Linked DNA regions of Mus musculus: region 1 is linked to region 2. The links are chromatin contacts, found by Hi-C or POLR2A ChIA-PET in ENCODE. All regions are on one chromosome and are shown on one strand. Each heading gives the region's core, a stretch centred on a gene start or an enhancer-like site at or near the end of the contact. The rest is flanking DNA. Distances are from core to core; before and after follow the strand shown. Region 1 holds the start of Hif3a (hypoxia inducible factor 3, alpha subunit). Region 2 holds the start of Ppp5c (protein phosphatase 5, catalytic subunit).

Evidence for each region. Hi-C counts contacts between places; a loop is a spot of excess contacts on that map. ChIA-PET counts read pairs that join two places held with the same protein, here RNA polymerase II (POLR2A).
Region 1: a map of left cerebral cortex shows a loop between it and region 2 (5-fold over the local background). The contact joins the promoter of Hif3a here to the promoter of Ppp5c in region 2. A Hi-C loop is called at or near these places in 14 of 37 maps with a recorded cell type or tissue (CH12F3, T-helper 1 cell, T-helper 17 cell and 3 more). POLR2A ChIA-PET finds 5 or more read pairs at or near these places in 4 of 5 experiments (Patski and embryonic stem cell).

The regions. Positions count from the first base shown.
Region 1 is chr7:17,056,859-17,063,934 of GRCm38, reverse strand. Hif3a (hypoxia inducible factor 3, alpha subunit) reads left to right here and starts at 1,508. Exons shown (of 15, transcript NM_001162950.1): 1 at 1,508-1,579. The coding sequence starts at 1,554.
Region 2 is chr7:17,024,570-17,031,466 of GRCm38, reverse strand. It overlaps Ppp5c (protein phosphatase 5, catalytic subunit), which reads left to right and starts at 3,553. Exons shown (of 13, transcript NM_011155.2): 1 at 3,553-3,774. The coding sequence starts at 3,654. Hif3a (hypoxia inducible factor 3, alpha subunit) reads left to right here. Exons shown (of 15, transcript NM_001162950.1): 15 at 1-474.

The DNA.
Region 1 (7,076 bases), core at 259-2,758, 35 kb before region 2:
TGGTAATCACTGTGGCCAAGGAAGTCCTACAGTGATTGGCTCTGTCTGGATTTTGCCTTCTTCCCTGGAGTTGCTGATAGCATGGATATAGTCAGATTTATTCAAATAAAATCAACTGAAACTAAATGGCATGGGAGCTGGGCATAATGGTACACACCTGTAATCCACTTGGAAGGTGAAGGCAGGAGGATAGAAGTTCAAGGCCAGCTCTTGCTGGCCAGTCTTGACGGGGTTACATGAGACCCCATCTGAAAATAAAATGGAGAAGAGGAGGAAGAAAGAGGAAGGAGAAAGAAGAGGAGAAGGAAGATGGAGAAGAGAAGGCAATGGGAGGAGACAGCTTACTATTTTCCTGAGTTGAGGTGGGGAGCCATGTGGATTTTTAGAGGAGAATTTTTTTAAGTTTTTTATTACATTTTACGTGTGGTGTGTGTATGTGTGTGTGTGTGTGTGTGTGTGTGTGTGTGTGCGCGCGTGCGCGCAGATAAATCAAAGACCTTGCCTTCCACGATGTGGGGGGAGGGGGGAGGGCCTGGGGATTGAACACTGGTCTTCAGGGTTGGCAGCAAGGGCCTTAAACCTGGAGCCAACCGTCTAGCCGAGAAGAGCACTCTAAAGAGAGTGCGCAGTTATGTGTGAAAGTCCTAAGATGGAGCTTGCCCAATAACTCAAAAACAATAAATCCATTTCTGCCGCAGTGTAGAGTGTACCCAAACCTGCATACGGAAGGAACACTGCTCCTTCACCCCTGTCCTTAGTGTCCACGCCCTCTCCAGCCTACACAGGAACTTCCTTCCTCTTCCTTACCCAGCTGTACCGTCTTCCACCTGTCCATGTCACTGCGCACGTATCTCTCATCGGTTCTCTGTTCCCTTTACAAGTGGGTGTGATGAAGCTAAAGCATATTTACTTGACAGAAGCTTAATTATTCATCCGCAGGAACCTGCACAGGGAGTTAAGAGAGGCCACGGGTCAGGATGGGGTGGAGACGGGTGGACAAGGAAGATTCTGGGAGGCGGGGTCCACAGTGGGGCCACACAGTGGAGGGACATGGGGTATGGCAAAGAAAGGGGTTATGAAATACAGGTGAAGTAGAGTTCGGGGTGGAGAGAAGTGGGGACTTGGTACGTCAAGAAAAGGACAGAGCGGGAGAAAGGAGAGGGGGTTGGGAAAGGTGGGAGTGAAGGCAGAGACTGCGACAGGAACTGGGACACAGAGAACAGTGAATCAGATGGTTCAGAAGTGTACATATGGAAGTTCAGAGACTGGAGGGAAATCACGCCCGGCGGGCTCCGGACTGCCAAGGAAGTCTGGGGCAGGGGCGTGGCTGGGGGTGTGCATTACATCGGATTCCCCAACCCCTTGAAGTTCCAAGTCTTCTCCTTTAGTCCCTCCTCCTTCTCGGGAGCAACAAGCCCACCTTCCAATCAGAGCCGCGGGCTGGGCAAAGACCAGCCAATGGAGTGGCAGAGGTGGAGCTGGGGAGGGGGCTCACACAGGCAGGGGAGGGGGACGCTGGGCATCGAGGGCTCTGGAACCGCGAAGGGCGAGCCATGGCGTTGGGGCTGCAGCGCGTGAGGTACAGGGCTTCGGGGATAGGATGGTGGGGTCTGGGGGCTCTCTTTGACGGAGCTTTAAGGGAACCCCTCATCTCTGGGGTGTGGCTCAAGTTGAGGACACTGTGAGGCGCCCGATTGGGGACACATCCCGATGCACCCTCCACCTTAGAGGTTTTCAGGGTATCAGGGATTTACCCCCAGAGCTCCAGCTGTCCCGCCCCCCTCCCCTGGAACTGCTTTGGGGTTATGAGCTGCAATTTCCAGATACATCGGGTTCAATCCTCCATCTGGCTGGGGGTGAAACTCCAAGTTCCTTATGGATTGGAGGTGGTCGCGTTTGAGCAAGGAAGACTTCTTCCAAAAAAGTCTTTTCCTCCAAATCCCTGAAAGGAGTCTTCCTTGGCAGTCTAGCTCTTGTGGTGTTAATAAGGGATCCCCAAACTGGAGTTTCTAGGGAGTCCCTGAAAGACACTATTTCTGAATTCCAGGAGAGAGGTTAATTTTACCATGCCCTTTCTAACAGTCTCCCAAGCTTCAAAATGCTCTAAAATGACATGGGGATAGGGAGGTCCTCATTAGAGGCTGTGTGGGACCTAACCAAGGTCTTTTTGCCTTTCAAAGAGTGGAATGATAGCTGGGGAAGGAGATTCATGCCTGTAAACCCAGCACTTGGAAAGCTATAGGAGATTGATGCTTTCAAAGCCAGCCTGGCCTACATGGCAAGTTCCAGACCAGCTTTGGTCTACATTTTCTTGTCTCAAAAAACAGCATTAAATAAGTAGGGTCGCTCCTTTTCAGTACCAACAGAACAAATCTGAGCCACTTCCTGCGATCTGGTTCTGTGTCAATTTCATCTGCCTGGACCCAGTCTGTAATTGAGGGAGGAGGGCCCCACCCAAACCCTATTTGAGAGACATCCTTCCGAAAGATGCCCTGGCTAATCAAGGGAAGGCAGCGCCCTCCTGTGGCTGGACACAGCTGGGGTTATCCTAGGAAGAAGCGGGTTCTGTGTTCACCTTGCAACAGGTGCAGAGGCTTTGGGACCATAGCCAGTGGAGCCCATTTCGCCAGGTTGCCACGGGAGACCCCAGAAAAATTTCCTAGACTCTTGGTATTCCCTGTCTAAATTGGGGCATCCCTCAAGCCTCACCCCTGTCCCTCCTCCCTGGCTTCCGAGATCTGATTGGTTTTTCTCTACACCCAGTTTTTACCCCCTACCTCAACCCACCCAGGCTCGCCCTTTTTCTGGCCCTGTCTGGCCCATCTATTCCAACTTCTGGCCCTGAGCCCACCCGGGAACTCAGTCCCCACCCCTTCTAGGCCATCCCTGGTGCCGCTCGTGACAGCGCCCCTTTATGGTTGTGTGAGGGCCCTCTCCTAACTTAACTAGGGTGTCATCGCTCCCCCCCCCCCACTCCTCCTCCCGTTAGCACCCAAGGCCAGCCCTTTCCTGTGGTGTCATCCCACGCGGCCGCACATCCAACTTGCACCCGCCTCACAGCTGAGCTCCGGGCCCCTCCTGCACCCCCAGGATGACAGTTGGCATCAGAGGGGGCTTGGGTGAGGGTGAGTGGTTACCTCTGGCGCCGTGTGCCCCTTTCTTTCTTCTAGCTTCCGTCTCCAAGCCATCTTACTCTTTGTGGGGAGTATTCATAGGAGATCAAGAATGAGCACACTGCCCTGAATACCCACCTGAGAGCAGGGTTTCCGGGAAAAACAGGACAGATGGCTAGACACCCCACCGAATGACATGAGAACAAGTTGGATCAAGGTCAGAGAGACTCCCCACTGACCCCTACCTTAAGTCCTTTCTCCAACCCAAACCTTGTCCCCTGGCCTCTCAGGTCACCTCCAAGCAATATCAAAGGGGTCAGATGTAAAGCTAAGCCCCCAGTGCACCTCAAACCCTCTACAGTTTTGGCAAGCCCCTCCACCCCCCAGTACCCAGCTAAGAGTCAGAGAGAAGCTCAGAATGTGAAAATTCTTAATGTCTTAATTCCCTGAGCTGTTCGGGGTGAGAAAGAGATGGGGTCTTTTCTCTCTTGGCTAAGACACCACTGGGCCCCAAGTCCCCCTTCCCAGGCCTCACCCTGGGCCCCTAGGCCCCACCCTCTGTTCTCAGTTAGAACACGGAGTGAAGGTGGCAAGGTTCCAGGCGCACGTCCCAGGCTGGGCACACTGCCAAGGGGTTGGCCCAGAGCTGGGCCAGCTAGGGAGATCCGCAGCGGTGCTGGGACAGGAGGAAAGGACTTAAGGCCACCAGGCAGAAAGGAACAGACAGGAGTCCCTGGGGTGGTGGGCACACCTTCTTGAAGAATAACATTTTAGAACACAGGCTCTAAAGTCAGGGTTCAAACCCCCAAGCTTCCACTCCCTGGCCCAGGGATTTCCCTCCCAGAGCACCAGCTTCCAGTCTTGGATAATGGGAGTCAGAACTCTCCCAGTGAGGAAACAGATCTCTCCCCCACCACATACACACACACACACACACACACACACACACACACACACATACACACACACAATGAGGTGCCTGAAATCAACAGACCCTGCTCTTGGGAGCCTCGGCAATTTCTGTCACCCATCTGAGGTGGCTTCCAAAGCAGGAAGGTAATGGTGGGTGCATGGTGGGTATGAAGCTTCCCTGAGAGACAACTGAGCAAGGTAGACTGGAATGGCCATGAGATTACCTCCTGAGCCACCCAGGCTAGCCCTGTCATTGCTCTGGGCCTCAGCCTCTGTCTAAGACAGACTAACCTCGAACTCATCACATTCCAGGATGACCATGAATTCAGGCTCCCTCTGCTCCCACCCCCTTAGTGATAGATTTGCAGGCAGGTACCACATCCTGTGCATGTAGTTCCGCTAGGCAAATGCTCCTCCTGCTGAACTGCATGCATCTCAGGCCCTGTTTCTGTCTTTAAAAATATATATATGACTTTATTTATTTCTGTACCCGTGTGTATAGGGAAGAGGTGTTTGTTTGCCTTTGAGAGTGTGTGAAGGTCAGCGTTCAGTTCTCTAATCCACCGTGTGGGTTCTGGGAATCGAACTCAAGTGGTCAAGCTTGGCCCTGTTCCTACCTTCTCAAAAGGGAGATGATCACTTCTGGTCCATGTGGTTGCTGTAAAGGTGGGGATGGGGGGTCTCTAGTTTCTAAGTGTGTAGCACACCATCACGGTTATTTCATTCCTTTGAGATGTTGGTGTAAAAGCTGGGTATGTGATTACACACTCATAATCACACACACACACACACACACACACACACACACAGACACGTGCATGCATGACTAACTGTATGCAAATAATCGCACCCAGGGTACAAGAGACTCAGACTCTTCAGTCTCTTTTGTTACTGACCCTGGCCAATTGCCAAGCCTCACTTCCTAAGCCTCTGGCATATATTAACTCATTTAATCATCGGTCCACTGGAGGAATCCATCATGGTGATGTAGTCCTGTGAGCCCAGCACTCAGGGAAGGGGCTGAGGCAGGAGGATCATGAGTTTGGGGTATACTTGTCTCCCAGCCTCATCTCATACAGCCCCAAACCTAAGCAAACAGACAAACAAACAAACAAAAAAACACCCTCTGAGGAGCTGGAGGCTATTACTGTGCCCAGGGAGGTTAAGCAACCTGCCCAAAGTCACTCAGCTAATGAGCAACTGCAGTAGTGGTGTCTGAACTGGAACCCTGACCCAGAAGAGGCAGCCCCCACTCTGTTTCAGAGCAGGACCAGAAAGGCAGTGAGAGGCCCGTACTTCCCGTCAGAACATCCGGAGAACAGGCTGAGAGGGGAAGGAGAGTCCCTCTACAGCCACCAGCTGGCTCCTTCTATGGAGGAAGAAACCCTGCCACCCTGGCCGCGGAGAGTAGGATTACAGAGCTCAGCTGCTTGGGAGGTGGGGCGCCGGCCCCACCCCCACCCCATTCCCCTTCTCTCTCCCAGTTCCCTCTGTCCCAGGGCCCCCAGCTCAGTGAGGCCCGCCTACCCCCACCCTCTGGGCAGGAAGACAAACAGGGCTGGAACAGTACAGTACAGGACGGAATGTCCTCTGGGCAGGCAGGACTGAGGCCCCTGCCCCCACCAGCCAAGAGGGAGTTCATAGGGGCGCCCCCTTGGCTCCTCCAATACCAACTAGGCCAGCCTGCCCCCTTCCGGGCCTCTCACCGCCTTGCACTAATGGCTCCTCCACCCCACCCCCGCACCCAGACTAAAACATTGTAGTCCTCCAACCCCCAGAAGTGGCCTCTGCGCCCCGAATTGAAGTCGTTTAAGAAAGGAGCAGCCTCCTTCCTATCCCAGAGCCGGCTTGCTGGAGGTAGGAGGTGGGCATCGCATGCAACTGGTTAGAGAAACTGGTTATGTGATCTCTTGGACAAAGGACTTCACCTTTCAGAGCCTCAGTTTCCCCTTTGTTCCCCATTGAGGCCAGGCCTATAGATTTTGTAATCCCAGTATTCAAATTCAGAAGCCTAGGGTCATCCTTGGCTTGGGCTACGTGAGACCCTGTCTCAATAACTGGGTGCGCTAGCACACACCTTTAATTCCAGAAGGCAGAGGCAGAAGATCTCTGAGTTCGAGGCCAGCCTGGTCTACAGAACAAGTTCCAGGACGGCCAGGGCTACACAGAATCACCCTGTCTCAAAAATAAATAAATAAATAAATAAATAAATAAGCAAACAAACAAACACTAATATTAATAATATCCCCTAGAGGCAGGACGGCCAGGGCTACACAGAATCACCCTGTCTCAAAAATAAATAAATAAATAAATAAATAAGCAAACAAACAAACAAACATTAATATTAATAATATCCTCTAGAGGCTCTCCTGAGGGTCAGGTGTGTGCTTACATATGATACATAGGCTGATCAACTGCTGTCTTATGGGTTAGAAATATTGTAAACATTGATAATGATGACTATAAGACTAGATACAATATGCATTTAAAAAATAAACACTCGAAAAGAGACATGAGTCAAGTGTCTATACCTACAACCATAGCACTTAGTGGGTGTTTGTGACCAGCCTGAGCTACATAGGGAAACCTTGTCCAATAGACTTTGGGATCAGATAAACGAAGTTTGGGGTTCGTCTTGGTTGCTTGCTTGTTTGTTTTGAGACAGGGTCTCACTAAGTAGCTTTGACTGGCCTGAACCTGACTTATGTGGACTAGACTGACTTGGAATTCAGAAATCTGCCTTCTAAGTGCTGGGAATAAAGGCATGTGTTGCTATGTCCGGAGTTTAAGGAGGTTTACCACATAGCAGGGAAAATAACTAATAATAAAAATGGGTAATTGATAGATATTAATATTACTGAAGAAAGATCTCTCTCAGGCGCGCACATGCACACACACACACATACACACACACACACACACACACTACACTTGGAAACGTATTAAAGTGTAGAGGTGCAGGGCAGAACACAGGGGTTGGTTTGCTGTGTCACCCTTAGTGGGGCCCTGCCCCTCTTAGGCCCCTTTGGTGTGTCGTTAGACTTTGAGATA
Region 2 (6,897 bases), core at 2,304-4,803:
TGTGGGTACACTGTGTAGCTGGGATTCCTTGTTTTTTTATGGAGAATGTGACAAAGCCTATTGTAAACCAGGCTAGCCTCAAATTCACTGTGTAGCCAAGGATGACCTGTAACTTTGATCAGCCTGCCTCCACCTCTTAAGTGCTGGTATAACAGGGGTGTGCCACTACCACTACATTTGGCTTTCATAATACTTTCTGGTGCTGTGTGTGTGTGTGTGTGTGTCTCTGTGTGTGTATGAGTCTCTGTGTATGCTGATGTTGCTATTTTGTGGAAACATGTGGGTCTTTGTACCATGCTTCTGTGGTGGGAGGATTGTGATTCTTTCTGCACATTGATGTTAGTTTCTGGATATTTTTCTGTACTTTCTTGTTGCAAACATTGTGATTTTTTTTTTCATTTTATTTGTTTTGTGTGCATGAGTTTGGGTGTGTGTGCATACTATATGTGTGCATATTAAAGGACAACTTGCAGGACTTGATTCTTGCCTTTCACCATGAGGGTCCTAAGTATCACACTCTCAAGTCTTCAGGCTTGGAGGCAGCATCATTACTTGCTGATGCTTCTCAGTAGCCTGTGGAGTTTGGAGTTCGTTTGTTTGTTTAATGCAGGATCTGATCTATCACGGCTGATCGTTAACTCACTGTGTAGCCAAGAACTTCTCTATCTCCCAAGTGCTGGGATGACAGGCATGCTTCACCACACCTGTTTTCTTCGGTCCTGGGGACTGAACCCAGGAGCTTGTGCATGCTAATTACTCTACGGATTGATCTACATCTTCAGCCATGACTGATCACAGTGCACTTTGATTCTTTTCTTAATGTCGGTGTGATGCTGTGATGCTGTATATGTGTGTGGGACTTTGTAGCACAGTAATTCAGAGAGAGAGAGAGAGAGAGAGAGAGAGAGAGAGAGAGAGAGAGAGAGAGACTGTGTGGGAGATTGAGTCTGCAGATTCCGTGTGGGAGGGTGTATCTGTTCTGTTTCGACTCCGTGAGTGTCACTCCTCTACCCCTCTCCCATGTGACCCACACAGGAACCCAGGCAAAACCACTTTCAAGTTGTTGCACGTGCTGTGCCTTCTGTTTTAAATGTCTTTCCTGAAGATGCGCCTCAGTTTATAACGTGACTGCCTAGCGGGCATGAAGGCCTGAGTTCCATCCTCAGTACCACATAAGACAGGGCTCAGTGGCACAGACCTGTAATGCCAGCACCTCTTATCTGAAGGTAGCCTGAGTTTAAAGCCAGCAGAGACTATATAGAACCCTGTCAAAAAACACCCAACAAAACCTAATACTTGTGACCTCAGGCCTAACACTCCTCCAGGAAGTCATTTTTGCTTCCCCCAGGTGGACAAGATCTTCCTACACCCCCTAAACAGCCCCTCATTCCAGCTTGATTCACTTTGTTGAACTCAGGCTACCTGTAATGTCCTCTACATGGAGAGTGCTTCTGTTAAGTCTCTCAGGTAAACACTAACTCATATGAACTTTTGGTTAGGTTAGGGTTTTTTGGCTGGGAAAAGGAGAGAGAGGGAGAGAGGGGGGGGGGGGGAGACAGACAGAGAGACAGAGAGAGACACAGAGAGAGAGAGACAGAGAGAGACAGAGAGAGAGAACCCAGGTTGACCTGGAACTAACTCTGTGGCTCATGCTAGCCTGAAACAACTCTGGATAAATCTTCCTCCTCAGCCTCTCAAATGCTGGACTGCAAGGGTGAGCCACCAAGCCAGGCTTCTCTTAAGCCTCCTCTGCATGTATAGGCAGGCACTATTACTAGCTCCTCCTCACAGAGGAAATAATAGTATTGTGGCTTGCTCAAGATCACATAGCTTCAGGAACAATTGGAGCTGGGTTCAAATTTGTTAGAGCAGATACTGCCTCAAAAAAAAAAAAATCAAAAGAAAATTCACTTCCTACATGATCCCACTGGCACTGGCAGGTATAGTCAAATAGGGACTGTGCCTAGAAATTAGATTCAGATTCACTCTCAGTCAGACTCTTCAGGAATACGTTGATGCCTGTGGACACACGTCAAATGGACATGTGTACCAACATCGATTTTCCAGAGTGATTGTTAGTTGTAGTCAGGGGTGGAGCGGGGGAGGTGAGGCTGATACACAGCCTTAAAGCACTTATATATAGTGTTAGTGTCTAGATTGAGGACTTAAAGACTAGAATAGGAAGATACACAGTGGGGTCTGAAGATGTTACTGGAGGCTAGACTACCCGTGGCTTCTCAGAAAGAGTTTGGGTTGTCTCACGAGGGAGCTGGGGAGCCATGGAAGGCTGCGGCGGGTGCCAGTTTTACAGTATTCCAGCAAGATGCCTCTGACTGCCATATGGAAGGTAAACTGGAGGAGGGAGGATGAACGCAAGCATCAGAGGAGGCTGAAGCTCTGATCCAGGCACAGGAAATGCAAGCAGCAACAGTGTCATTTAAAAGATCCCTTTGGGGCTGGGGTGTTGTGGCACACGCCTTTAATCCCAGCACTTGGGAGGCAGAGTTAGGCGAATTTCTGAGTTCAAGGCCAGCCTGGTCTACAGAGTGAGTTCCAGGACAGCCAGGGCTACACAGAGAAACCCTGTCTCGGAAGAAAAAAAAAAATCCCTTTGGTGTGGTTGTTTGTATTCGGAACAGCGTCTCAGGTATCCCAGGCTGGCCTTGAACCTGAAATTCTGATACTGTTGCCTCCACCTATCAAGCCTTCAAATTACTGAGGTGCACCTTTCAGCCTGATTTATATAGTGCTGGAATTGGAACTCAAGCCTGGAGCACTCTAGACAAGTACTCTACCAACTGAGCTACATCCATGACCCTTTAAAAGGTTTTTTCTAGGACTTGACATGATGATGCAAAGCTTTAATCCCAACACTTGGGAGGTACAGGCAGCTGGGTCTTTGAATTCAAGGCCAGCCTGGTTTATATAGCAAGTTCCAGGCTAGCCAGGGTTGCATAATTAAATCCTATCTCAAAATAAAAAAATAAAATAAATTAATAAGGATGCTGTTGGGCTCGGAACAAACATGGTACAATTGAGACTTGTCAAGACTTGAAGATCGGGATGCCTTGTTAATAATTCAAAAAGAGCCTTGATTTGCAACGTTCAAGTTTTATTTTGTTTGCTTGAGAAACTACCCATTTTCCAAAAGGGTTACTGAGGAGACAAGAGATAAACTTGTTCAAGGTCACACGAGTAATTGGCAGCACCCAGCTCCAGAGCAAACTCCGGGTTGGGCAGGGTGCTGGTTTGAAAGCAGCCCCACCCGCCGGAGGCAACGCAACCCAATCACCAACCCTAAAGGAAGCCGGGATCTCCAAGAAACTTTTGCAGCCTCGCAACTTTGGGAGTAGGCGCCCTCCCGGCCTGCCCCCATCCACAAGGCCCCTTCTCTCCTTTCTGATTGGCTACTTCTACAAGTACAAGTACGGTCTGGATACCCTCTGGTCACCTTGTCCTCCCGGCGCTCTGGGGGCGGGGGCGGGGGGGGGGGGAAGTTGGGGGGGACGCCGCGCAGGCGCGTCAGGAGTGCCTTTGGGGCCCGCGCTTTACGACACTTGTGCGGCAGCGGCGGCGGTCACTCGGCACTCCTTCGCGACGGTTCGGCCTGGTGCCGCGAGCGGCCGTTGCCAGGGTGGGGGTCGCTTTGCGGCATGGCGATGGCGGAGGGCGAGCGGACTGAGTGTGCTGAGACCCCCCGGGACGAACCCCCGGCCGATGGCACTCTGAAGCGGGCAGAGGAGCTCAAGACACAGGCCAACGACTACTTCAAAGGTGCGCCCGGCCCGGACGGGGTGAGGGAGGGTGGACAGCGGCCCAGGCTGTGGGGGTGCCAGGCCCGGCGGGGAACCATGGCAACGCGGAGCGGCAGCCTGGGCGCCGGGCAAGCACTACAGAGTAGCCAGGCGCGAGGAGGAGGCTCAGGCTGGACGACAGACTGGGGAGAGCTGCTGAGAAGTGGATACCAAGCAGAAGCCACTCACTGGGGAGACTGAGGCAGGCGCTGCTACACGATAGGGGAAAAGCAGGGGGCCGACATGTGAGTGCTACCAAATGTGAGACCTGGACAGAGGTGCTAAATGGTGGTCAGACCTGAAGAGGGCGCTACCAAATAGTGACATGTGTTTAGGGCAGTGATGGCGCTGCCGAGTGGGGAGGCCTGAGATGAGTATGACCGAGAAGAGAAGGCCCAATAGAGAAGGGAATTATGGGGATGGAGGTAGATAATTATATTGGAAGGCGATTTGGGGTGATCCAAGGAAACGAGTAGGGTGGAGAGGTGGAGCAGGAACGAATAGGGTGATCTTGGGCTAAGAGTGCCATGTGGGAGGACATGTCTCCGTTCATTCATTCTTTCAGTACACTTGTATTAAATAAGTGTCATGTGCTACACGGCCTGTGCTTGGCTCTGAGGCTGCAGCGATGAATGCAACACATGACTCGGATTTAAGCAGAACCAATCATTGCAAACTTGTGATGATCACTTTGGGTCAAGGTGACAACACAGGAAATACAGCTTAGAGTCTGCTTTCGATGGTGAGGTCGGGAGTGCCTGGAGAAAGAGGCTTTTTGAGGCGAATTGACAAGGAGTTTTACACGTGGGTCCTGACCACTGAGTTTGTGTGAAGACCCTGGGGTGGAGAGTGATTGAAAACAGACTGGCTTGGCTGGAGTTTGAGGAAACTGGGGGTACGAGGGGAAGACTGATACAAGAGAAGATTAAGATAAGGGGACAGAGCATGCAAAATCTGAATTCGTCACAAAGATGAGTTTTGGGTTTCCTTCGCTGTCCGAAAAGGGACATTGAGTGGGTAGATGGGACCAGTCTGGACTGGAGAAAATTTTGAGTGTAACCAGCCTATGGTTGGAGGTGCCCTGGGAATGGATGAAGTCACCAGAGAGTGGGATCTAGAGAGAACCTAGGATGGAGTTTTCATGTTTACAGCGGAAAAGGGGCTACTGAGGAGAAGTGACTGAGGTGGAAGAGAAACCAGGAAAGGTGCCACAGGCTAAGAAAACAAGGTTCTTCCGGAAAGAAAGCCACGTGCCTGATCACCTAGCCCCAGGCACTGTCCATCAGAGCTTTTGCTCCCAGAGGAACGCGGTGACGTTAACAGCAGTTGTAGATGATAAAGAGGCTGCCAGCCCAGAAGACCCTGGCTGGTGAAGGCAAGTGAGGAATTGGAGACCAACAGGCACAAGTGTCTCGGTTCTGAAAGGGAATGGAGAATTGGGGGCAGATGGCAAGAGGGAGTAGGTGGGGGTCCTAGGGATGCTTTTTCAGCTATGGCCCAAAAGAGAAACAGACCCAGCTGTAACAGATCTGGAGGAGGTGGGGGAAGGTGAGAAGGATTTAGAGTCCTTGGGGAAAGGTGCCCACCCCCCATGGGGATAAGCCCAGACATGGTGCTTGCCTGTCATCCCAGCTCTCTGGAGGTGGAGGTGGGAGGATTGTGAAGACCAAGGAGAGAGGTGAGGCCAGAGTTAGAGCCTTCGGGGGCTGAGTGGTTTTATAGGTGTCATCCTAACGGTGGCTTGGAGCTGTGGAGGGGTTTTAGGAGAGTGGTCCAGTTACTTTGGGTACTGGTCCTCCTTGCTGTTCAGAGACTGGATTCAAAGGCCAGGCTGGAGAGAGGAGACTGGAAGGGAAGACAGGTGAGGGGTGGAGCCTTTGACCAGGCTAGTGGGAGGAACTGAGGCTGGCTGCCCAGAGACGGGGAGGGGAGCAGGTGGCTAAGGTGAGTGGAGCCTGGCACTAGGGAGTGGGGCAGAAGTGGAGGTGGTTAGAAGGGTTAGGATGCAGCTACACATAGAAGGTGGGAGGGGACTTGAGCTGTCAGCAGAGGCCCTGGAGAGCTAAAGCTGGTCCAGATTCATGCCTTCTAAAGAACGGGGCTTAGGGCGGGGTGGGGCTGCTAGAAGGGAGGGAAGTTAATGAGTGTGAGAGATCCTATCAGGACGGTAAGCCTGGCTTGCAAGGTTTGGAAGGTTGGAGGCCACCAGCACCAGTTGACTAGGCCCAGCTATGTACTGGTTGGAAGAAGGCGCGGCCATCTTTCCTTGGGTCCTGAAAAGATCATCCAGAAACTGGGCTACTGCTGCAGAGGACAGGTAGGGGAAGGAGTTAGCCATCGGGAAGGACCCTTCACCCTCACCCCTGCCTCCCAGGTCCTGAGGTTTGGGCTCCCAGGAACTTAGGGCTGGGCAGGCAGCCAGAGGGGCCTGGCCTGGAGCTGACTTGAAGGAGCACCCTTCCTGATCCAGGCCTCCCGCTGCTGTGGGCAGGCAGTGGCAAGCACAGAGCCCCAGGCTCAGGCTATAAGTAAGGATACCAATAAAAAGAATAATTGCAGCTAGCTTTCATTAAACCTGTGGTGGCCAGGCACTCCTGAGCTGAACCCTGCCTGGGGCATTGGGGGTGGCAGAGAGCAGCCACTTTGGTTTATAGAGGAAGCCACCTCACAGTGAAACTTCTTGCCCAGGGTCAGAGTGTGTGAGCAGAAGGCGGATATCCCCTTCCTCCCCACGTGCTCGGTGCAGCTCTCCCTGTTAGACGCATCTGGTCTCAGCGGGGAGAAGGGGGCCCTGTGGAGGAAAGGGGGATCTCAGGGACTCAGAAGATCCCCACCCCCAAACGTAGATGGTTCCTCTGTAAGCTCAACCCCACTGTAAGGGTTCTGGGGACAGAGCTTAGTGCCCAGCTCAGTCAGAGTCCACGGGAAGCAAGCCTCTGCTCTTTCTCCTCCCTGAGGAAGAAGGCTGTGCTCACCAACCAAGGGTCTTCATGGTTGGAGAGATGAGGGTGAGGAGTACTGCATCATGATTCAGGGGTCTCCTCTGTGAGCACAGATGAACGGTTGAACCCCACTGTACCTAGAGGGTAAGTGATAGATACTA